2 separate regions of the Homo sapiens genome follow, and region 1 is linked to region 2. Evidence: read pairs that join two places in POLR2A ChIA-PET (ENCODE). Cell type or tissue: IMR-90. All regions are shown on one strand.

Evidence for each region. ChIA-PET counts read pairs that join two places held together with the same protein. Peaks named below come from ENCODE experiments on the same cell type or tissue, not always from the same donor. Only the 100,000 strongest peaks of a DNase experiment are listed, where the experiment ranks them.
Region 1: POLR2A ChIA-PET joins it to region 2 with 5 read pairs; 2 of 35 experiments call an interaction of 5 or more read pairs at or near these places.

Annotation. Positions count from the first base shown.
Region 1 is chr4:80,240,143-80,245,142 of GRCh38, reverse strand. All of the region lies in intron 1 of LOC124900725 (a long non-coding RNA gene), which reads right to left. Among named protein-coding and RNA genes, the nearest start is that of FGF5, 24 kb to the left of the region's middle. In IMR-90, no CTCF peak of the experiment used is centred here; no DNase peak of the experiment used is centred here; H3K27ac peaks cover 704 bases.
Region 2 is chr4:80,136,911-80,141,910 of GRCh38, reverse strand. No RefSeq gene overlaps it. Among named protein-coding and RNA genes, the nearest start is that of PRDM8-AS1, 58 kb to the left of the region's middle. In IMR-90, no CTCF peak of the experiment used is centred here; a DNase peak (open chromatin) is centred at 2,810.

The DNA of each region.
Region 1 (5,000 bases), 100 kb before region 2:
TATGGATATAGTTCTCTTTCTTAAATACTTGCCTTCTGTTCAATAGAGTTACATAGAATAAATATATATACATTTTATAATTATTCAAGTTGTTTCCAATAACTTTTTACCATTTGTTTACAATGCATTAATATACATTGGTACATTCAATTGTACCAATGATTGTATTTCTGTGGCATAGATTCCTAAAACTGGGATAGATGGGTCAAAGTTTATGTATATTTTATATTACAATATGTATTGCCAGAATCCTCCTCAAAAAGCTCTCCACAAACCCCTTGAGCAATGCATGAAACTCTTGACTCCTCACTTCTAAAGCAACATGGCTCTTCTAGATTTTATAATTTCATAAAAGTGTCTTCAATTATTTAACGAGCTTTGCAAATGAGATTAGACTATTTTGTGTCACTCAGAACGTAGAACTAGTGTAAAGGAAAGTAGCTTTTGGCTTAGTATAATTTTTCTAGCATTAGAGCTACTCATTAATGACATAGACTGCCTTATTAATAAGTTATTTTACTATTTTGGAGGCTGTGCATTGGAAATAACCTTTCTATTAATCATCTTCATACTTACACTATAATTTATTGTTTCTATAGAACATTAATATATTTTGATTTCCATTTATCTATGGATCTCCACTAATCTGTTATTTTATAGATATACATTTTAAAAACAATTTTGTTTTAATTTATATTGATATAAATAGAAAATTTACATTAATCCCAAAATATTCTCCCATTTTCTCTCTCTCTCTTTCACACACACATCTCCATCTTCTCCTTCGCACTTTGGAAAAATAGAATATTATGGGACACATTATTTACCTAGAAGTGTGTAATACAGTTACCAATATCCTAATTAGTTATCTTTTACAGATTATTTACCAACTTAATATTCATGTTAACATGTAAATGCTTAACTCAGGCATACCTGTAAACATAATAGAGAGCTCTTTGTTTTGATATATTTCTATTATCTTAGATAATATCAGTGATGCTGGAACTAAACTTTTAACCACCACATATTCCTCCCTCCCTCCCCCATAACTAAATTTTGGTATGCCAATCAAAGGAGAAGACTTTGAAAACAAGACAATGGAATAGTTTAAACTAAAGGTTAGAATTTATTTTAATAGAGGCTGCAGGTCTTAGCCAGGAAAAGAAGGTATTAGAACAGTAAACACCACAGACCCCAGAATTTGATGGTAAAATATCTTGGCAACAATAAGAGTATACACCATCTCAAGGACAGATGACTTGATATTTCCCAGATGTCACTGTTTAGTGTGTCACTGTCCAGCAGCAGCCACTGATTAGAAAAAGTCCTTTCTCCTCCTGAAGGCGCATGGCCGGCATTGAAGGCAGTAGGGGAGATGTTGGCAAGGTACCGGAGCAGGTGGCAGCAGCAGGTGTGATGGGCTAGAGATGACAAGGGCACAGAGTGTGCTGTTGGCAAGCTGTCAGTAACCAGAGTTCAGGAACTAGTGATAGCAGAGAAATTGCAGAGACGGTGACATGGGGATAAAGAAGCAGGACAGGACAGACTGTCATAGCAGGATGATAGGTACCCCGCAAACAAGCACAAACAGGGAACGTGATGAGAGTGGAAGTGGTGGCCTGCAGCCCCAAATTGGCTTGGGAGGATCATACCATGATGACAGGGAAGCCTGCAGTACTCCAGCAGACATGAGAGTCACCCAGAGCTTATATGCCAGAAGGCAGGTGATACACTGCAGCCACCATGGAGAGTGGAAAACAAAGAGAAATGAACCTTAATGATATTTTATTTTTCATTTATTGTTGATGCTTTGCTCTTTTTCCACTCAGGGGACAATAATCCAAAAGGAGCCCTTGGGCATCCACAAATACTCTAAGAACCCAGAGTTCTTAGCCTAGAAATCAGAGATTGAACATGTTGTTAGAGCTCCAATTCTATAGCCATGTTAAGACCATATATCAAGATGTTTAATTACAAATGATTGTAAAGTAATTCTGTCATATGATTCAACTGAGTAAATATTTACTGATGCCTGATTGCTGCATTAAACTTCTAAAAAATAGCAAGTCACTAAGGACTCCTGCAATGCAGGGTTTGGGTTCTGCCCTGACACTATGTAACAGTACAATGTGCAGACATTTTAATTCAATATGATGGAATTCCATCAATATTTTATTATGTTTGCCATGACAAATTGTCTCACACAAGAAGGTAGTCCTCAAGGAGGATAGTATTCCAAAAGTGTCAGACCTGCTCAGGGGAGGGTTGAGTCACAAAGCAGAGTTTAATTTCGGTACCTTACGATAAGTTTTCTGAGACAATAATAATTTTAAAGGTGACGTTTTTAAAATCATCATGAAAAAAGTTTTCAACTTGTAATGACAAAATTTTTTAAATGTATTAAAAGTGTTTACTAAAATAATAGTACCCAGGTATGATTCTGGGTGCTAGAGATTTGATAATAAATAACAATAACAACAAAACAACCATGACCTTTATGAACTAAATTCCAATAGAGCGAGGCAAATGATAAATGAACCACTTAAAAAAAATTTGGCCTGGCACAGTGGCTCACGTCTGTAATCCCAGCCCTTTGTGAGGCCCAGGCAGGAGGACTGCTTGTATGCAGGAGTTCAAGACCAGCTGGGCAACATAGCATGGCCCCGTCTCTATAAAAAATAAAAAAAAATAGCCAGGCATGGTGGCACATGCCTGTAGTCTCAGCTACTTGAGAGGCTGAAGTGGGAGGGTTGCTTGAACCCAGACGGTTGAGGCTGCAGTGAGCCATGACCGTGTCCCTGAACTCAGCCTGGGTGACATAGCAAGACCCTGTCTTAATAGAATAGAATAGAATAGAATAGAATAGAATAGAATAGAATAGAATAGAATAGAATATTTTTCATAGTAAGCAGGATGGAGATATCAGGTGGGAGGAGGAAGTGTTGTTAAATAACAACTGGTGGTCAAGGGAGGCATTTTTAATAAATTGCCATTCAACAGAAAAATGGAAAGTGAGGAAGCAAGTTGCACAGCTATGGAGAGAAAAAATGTTCTGGGAAAAAAAAAAAAAAAAAAAACATGCTTGATGTAGTCCAGAAAGAACAAGGAAGCCAATGTGATTGGCAAAGAGTGAGAGAGAACAAGACTGGTACAAGAAGAGGTCAAAGGAAACAGTGATCATTATCATGTGTGATCTTATAGATAATGGCAAGGATTGCAAATTTTATTCTGAAAGATAAGGGAAGCCAATGAAGGGTTCTGAGCAAAATTACATGGTCTGAATTAATTTTCAAAATGATCTCTCTGGAGTTGGGTAGAGGATAGACTGTACAGGACACAAGGGTGAAAGCCAGAAGTACTATTAGGAAACTATTGAAATAATCCAGTCCTAAGAGAATGCAGCTTTGACTGACGCATTTGCATTGGAGGGGATTGAAAGGTTGGATATTGGATACATGTTGAAGACAGAGCAGCAGGAGTGGCTGATAGATAGAAAGTGTACAGTACAAAAGAAACAGAGGAAGATAGGAATGACACCAAGTGTTTTGAATTAAGCTACTTTGCAGAATGGGTCCATTAACTTAGAAAGGACAGATTGCTGTAAGAATAGGTCTGGGGGATAAAATTAGGAGTTCTGTTTTGGCTATCTATTAGGTAAACACGTGACAATGTTAAATAGGTGTTGATTATAAAAGTCTGGAGTTAGAGAGAAGTTGATCCTAGAAATATAAATTCAGAAGCCATCAGCATATAGATGAAATTTAAAGCCATGAGACTAGATGAGGTCACCCAGGAAACTAGTATAGTTAGAAAAGAGATCAAAATATTTTAAAGTTAAGCCATGAATAAAATGAAAGCAAGACACTGAAAATCCCCAGCCAGTGAGGTAAGAGACAAACTGAGAGAGGTGGCCAGCAACCAAGAGAAGAAATTATTTCAAGAAGCAGGAAGTGATCAATCATGCTAAATGTTAATACTTGTCAGATGAGAAGAACTGACCATTAAATTTGACAACATGACATACTATTATTGTGAGTGATGAGAAAGTTTGGTTGAACTCTCTGAGCTCAAGAGAGAGCAGGAAGAAAAGATTTGGTGATTTCTAGAGCAGAAAATTCTCTCACTCATTCATGAATTTTGTTGTTTATGGGGATCAGAGAAAGGCAGGAGGTAGCTAGAAGGAAATATGGCAATGAGAAAAATATTTTTAAAATAGGAAATATCAACAGTACAATTGTATGAAGGTAGAAATGATTCGATAAGAAGAAAACTTGGGGATGTAAAGGAGGAAGGGGAGAGGTGCTGGGGAGGGGCAGGTTTCAGTACAGGGTTTCTTTGCCTTGGCACTACTGACTTCCTGGACCCTCGACCAGACAATTCTTTGTTGAGGGGGCTCTTCTGTATATTGTAGGATGTTTAGCAGCATCTCTGCCCTCTACCTACTAAATGCCATAATCACCTGCTCCCTCTCATTGAGTTGTAACAACCAAAAATGTATCTAGACGTTTGCCCTTTGAGGGAAAAAATCACTCCTGGTTGAGAAACACGTGTGTATGACTTGCTCTTAGGTAAAGGTACAGAGAGTCTGTCTATCATATCAGGAGGAAAAGCAGGGAAATGGTCATGGATACTGGTAACCTTGAAGATGGAGTAGTGGGAATATATGAAATTACTTCTGATTGTTTCTGTTTCATTTGAGAATGAGAATGGAAAAAATGCACTGGAGATTGGAGAGGAGAAGAGCAGCATCTAGGAGAGTGGGAGGGTGAATAGTCTAGGGAGATACAGTTGGATTGCCAGAGAGCTAAAGGTAATGGTAATGAATTTAAAGTAAAAACCAGTCAGTATGCTTAAGGCATTGTATCTATGGTTGTGGGTGGAGGACAAGCTCATCAGAGGAAAGCAGATTGAAAAAACTGAGAGGCAATCATACTGAAGGATATACAATATGGATATGGAAATAATTATGAAGAGAAAGAACAGAAATAATGAGGGAGAGA
Region 2 (5,000 bases):
GGATTATGTTTCAAAAATAATTTTAATAAGTAGAGAACAGTTTTGCTCCTTCCATTAAACGTATGAATTTTACAAATTATGGTGACGTATTTTTCTCTCTGGGTAAATATGAGTAATACAGAGAACAATGTGTGAAACAAATGGTTCCTGGAAAAATAGGAATAAACAAAAAGTACTGATCAGTACTGGTGGCTACCCATAATCAACACCACTAGTCAAATTCTCAATAACCACATAGAAAGAGAGTTTAAGTGTATATACTGAGGTAAGTGTCTTACAGAGGAACTTCATCTTCACATGATTTACCCTTTATCTCCTAGGACATGAGACTTCTTGATGACTCTACTAATTATAATGAGATATAATTGGAAATTTATCTTGGACCCAGCTTAGCTGTCCCCAGATTTCTGACCCACAGAAACTGTGAGATAATAGTTTTGTTTTAAGCCATTAAGTTTCAAGAATAATTTGTTATGCAGCAATAGTAATTAGTACACCAAGAATGATAATGTTAGGGAAATGAAGTTTAGGTGTATATTTGGCCCATATCCCAATCAGGAATCTATTGACAGATAGTGCAGAATTAGCTGCTTAGGCTAGAAATAGAACTCTTTTTCGTTTGTGTCTGTTAAGATTTGTGCTAGGAAGTTTTGTCTGCTAACCTCACTCTAACCCATAGATAAGAATAAGCACAAGCAATAGAATAAGAAGAGAGCTAATAAAGAAATAAAATGTGGATTTTAAATTCCAGAAAAAATTTGAAATGCTTTAAATTTTTTGGTTTTTGTATAAATGCAATAATAAATTCAAATTATTGTTATTTTGAGCATGTGCTTTGTCTATTAAGGAGTTTAAAGCATTATCAGGAGATTATAATATAGTAGATTTGTTTTAAATTGAATTTTACAGTAATACAAGTAAATAAGTTTGTAGTCAATGTTCAAATATTTGGATAAATGTTGATTTATTAATTATGTAAATACAGTGTAGATATTTACAGGAATGATAATTTTTAATGCTTGAAAGACTATTACATGTTCAATGTTTTAATTAGATAAGTAAATTGGACATTAAGGATACTCTTATTGATACATTAAAGCTCCCTGGACATCCCTATGTTGTAAAGACTCAATCCACTTTTAAAATGTAGATTTTATTTATTTATTTGTTTGTTTACTTTTAAAGACAAGATCTCGCTATGTTGCCCAGGCTGGAGTTCAGTAGCTATTGACAGGCACAATCATAGTGTAACATAACCTCTAACTCCTGGGCTCAAATAATCCTTCAGCCTTAGCCTTCAGAGTAGCTGGGGCCATAGGTGAATGCCACTGTGCCCGACCAAACCCACTTTAAGAAACAAATACTTTCTTTTCTGTAGAGAAACTAGAAGTAGAAAATGCTGAGAGTTGTAGGAGATTGTGGGATAATTCATCTGGTGACAGATCCATAGCAACCACTGTCCAGTCTGCTGGGGGCTGACAGCTTGCTCTTTCCCCAGGCCTGAGTCTCATTCTACATGGAGAGTACTAACTAGTATGACATTCATGGCCTCTTCCCATGGTGACATTCATGATCCTCTTCCTTACTCCTCATTACAGAAGAAAGAGTGACTTCTTTAAAAGCTGAGTTTGGAAGGAGGAACTAGGAAGGTGTATTTTAGTCCTCACATCTCTTATTTCTTTTGCGATCTAGCTGCACAGAGAAGTTTGGTTCCTCCTGGCATAAGTTTTACAGGGCAAACCTTCCACTTCGGGATGCTTACGGTAGCCAGTTTTTCTGTGACTGAATGAGTAAATATGAGAAAAGGCCCTAACCTGTGGGGCATTCAAAGTAATAAAAGGGATATTTAAATTTCTGTCTGCTTGATTCTTCTTAATTAGTCCAAAATGAGGCTATGAAAGAGGGTGCTGTTTATTACTCCCATCCCAACATTGTTGTACCTTTAAACCATAAGAACATAGCTTAAAATTTACAAGGCTTTTCTGATTTGAATGTAGTTACTCACAAATGACGACTATTGTGATGTTATGTAACTTCTCGTCATGAATATAGTTCCCCTTCCACAATTTTATATCTAGAGTTAGATTTGCATTTTTTTTTTTTACCACAACAAGCACATATTTTCACAACTTTGGCAGAACTGTGTTATACTTTCCATCATTCTATGATTTCAGCTCCTTACAATATCATTCTTAATGGGTGAACACTGTTTTTCTTTTATTTGTTAATGGCGTTCATGATACCCATGGTTATCATTGCTAAATGCTATTATGATAATTTGTCATTTTTTTCAGGTGGTAAAATGTACTGTTTAATGAGAAGTGTGTTGTTCAATCTGATATACAGATACTGTATTAATTTGGGTTTCCTTAGGCAGAATCTGAGACATAACTTTGAATTATGTCAGTTTATTTGGTAGTGGTGGGGAGGAATCATGGCTTAAAATGAGGAGAATGAGGCAAGAAATGATGGAAAGTTGGTAAGTGATGTATTATTGTGTTGGTATGTACAACTGGAGCTTGATCCTACTGGGGATCCTCTCAGGAGCCATGTAAAATGCACTCACAATTATCACTCCAAAGGACCAGGAGACTGGGAGGACAGGGGACAGGGTCCTTTTTCTATTGACTCTCCTCAATTGGTGGAGGGTTAACTTCCCCCAACTTCTGGGCTGCCTCCTGTGGCAGCATAATGAAGAAAGGTGGGGTGGCAAGAGCAGAAGTTTGAGACAGGTAAAGATGCCTGCAGCTTGCACAAGATCTGTCTTTCCACCACAGCTGCAGCTGAAACCCTCATGTGAACTGACAGGATGTGGTACAAGGCTTACAAAGCATCTGCTCCAAGTATGATTCAGAAAATATTAAAAAGAAGAAAAACATTTGCCACATTCATCCCATCAATATGTGGCTTAACTGTTGGCTTGGTATAACTAAACAATCATTTGCAATGCTTTCAAATTCCAGAACTGTCAGATATATCTGTATGTCTGTATTTTTGTTTTAATCTATATCTATTTTTAGATATCTAATTTATTTTAATCTATTTATCTATGTATCTATATATGTATGTATGTGTCTACTACCTATCCATCTCTCCACCGATCCGGTCAAAATTTTCTTTATATTGCACTGACTTTGAGGGCAGTCCCCAGGGAGGAAACTGAATGTGAAAACTTAAGTTATTTAGGGGTGGATATTAACAAGAACCTCTTTCTTGGAGGCCAGTCAGAATTTGGATGGGATGAGGAACTTAAGCTCTAGAAAAAAAAGTTGTAATTTGTAGGCCAGATTCTCTAAGTCCAGGTTTTTCTGTGCATATTTTTGTTTTGTTATCCTCTGGCATTAAATAAAATCTTGTTGAAATGTTCTAGTTTGTTCTCTATTGTGCTCATGGATATTAAGTAAAAGATTTGATATTCACAACTGGTTCTTAATTTTAAGAGACCATAGCACTTACATGATCTGTTGTGGTAGTAGTTTAAGAGTAAAGGAATCTACAAGAGGAATCTCAAATTCACTACTGTGGAGATTGTCCCTTTTTTGTCTTTTGTTGAGAAAGGTAGCAATTTTCTACAGGGTCTCAATGTGGAAAGTTAAAGGTCTCTTTAAATATTGTTTCACCTTCTACAACAGTTGATTTAGTTCATCCATTTTCTAAATCACATTAATTCAAAACTGTGTTATACACTGAAATAATACATGTAAGGTTTAATTCTTCCCCATAAATTGTTTTATTTTAGTGATCTATTGAATAATTTAGTATCAGGGATGGGTTCAGAAGCTGCTTTTATTAACATTTTCATAAACTGTGGAAAAGAAAATGTTCACATTGAAGTTCCCAAGTTTGCCAGTGACCTTAAGCTCTTCTGGTTAATGAAAATGCCAAGCTGATGGAAATAAACTGCAGAAAGACTTCACGAAGCTACGTTCATGGACGGAAAATTGATATATGAGTCACAAAAGGGACAAAGATAAAATAATGAGCCAATGCACTTAGAAAAAAAATAATCCAAACTATACCGGCAGAGTAATGGTCTTGGAGTTATCTATTACAGCACAGGGATCATTGTGAACTCTTCTATGAGGACAGGGAGGAGTTCATTAAAGGCTGATGGAATTCTGACAATCACAAGAAAGGGAAAGGAAACAAAATAGAACACAATGTCCTCTTACAGAAAATCAAAGTGCAGATGTGTCTGTTATTCACAGTTCTGATCCCTATATTCAAGAATACGATGAAAAGGAAAGCAAAAGGGGTAAGACATCTGAAACAACCAGGAAGAAGGGCCATGCTGCCACATTAAGTGTAAACTAAAAAGATTTAAACTCCAAAATGGAATGGCGAAGTTTGAGAGAAAATAAAGCCAAAATCTTCAAAATTGTTAAAAATTTTGTTTTGTATGTAAAAACCAGGTAATTATTGTAAAAGAGGTAAAAGAAAGAATAAATCAAAAGAATTTTTATTTGAAAGATTCAGCATAGAGTAGATGTATGAAACTAATTTCTTAGAGAGATAGTACCTGATAAAAGTAGAATTTCCAAAAAGAACTTAATAAACTCTTATAGTACGCATTTAAGTTGTTACTCAAGAAAAAATAATGTTTATTGGATTTATCTCTAGCTGTTTAAGCTGGATATTAATAAATTCTCATTTACTATCCTTTGGTGTTCACCAGAAACAGAGGTAAAAAGCATCTCCTCAGGGCCAATAGCTTCATGAATTGAGAAGTTAAAAATGGAGATGTATAATTATTACATGAGTTTCTGAAACATCTGTCACATCATATTGTTTAGTTATTATTGAGACAAGGCAGTGAACATCCAACAGATTTATCTCCGCAAAACACAGAAATATTTCTCAATATTTTTCTCTCTTAAGCAAATCAATTAATTCTCATCTAGGGGATATTAGCTAATATCAGAAAAATCTCTGCTTAAAACCACTTGGAAACTCAGGAATTTCTCTACGATTTGAGTTCATGTGTTTAAAATAACTGGACT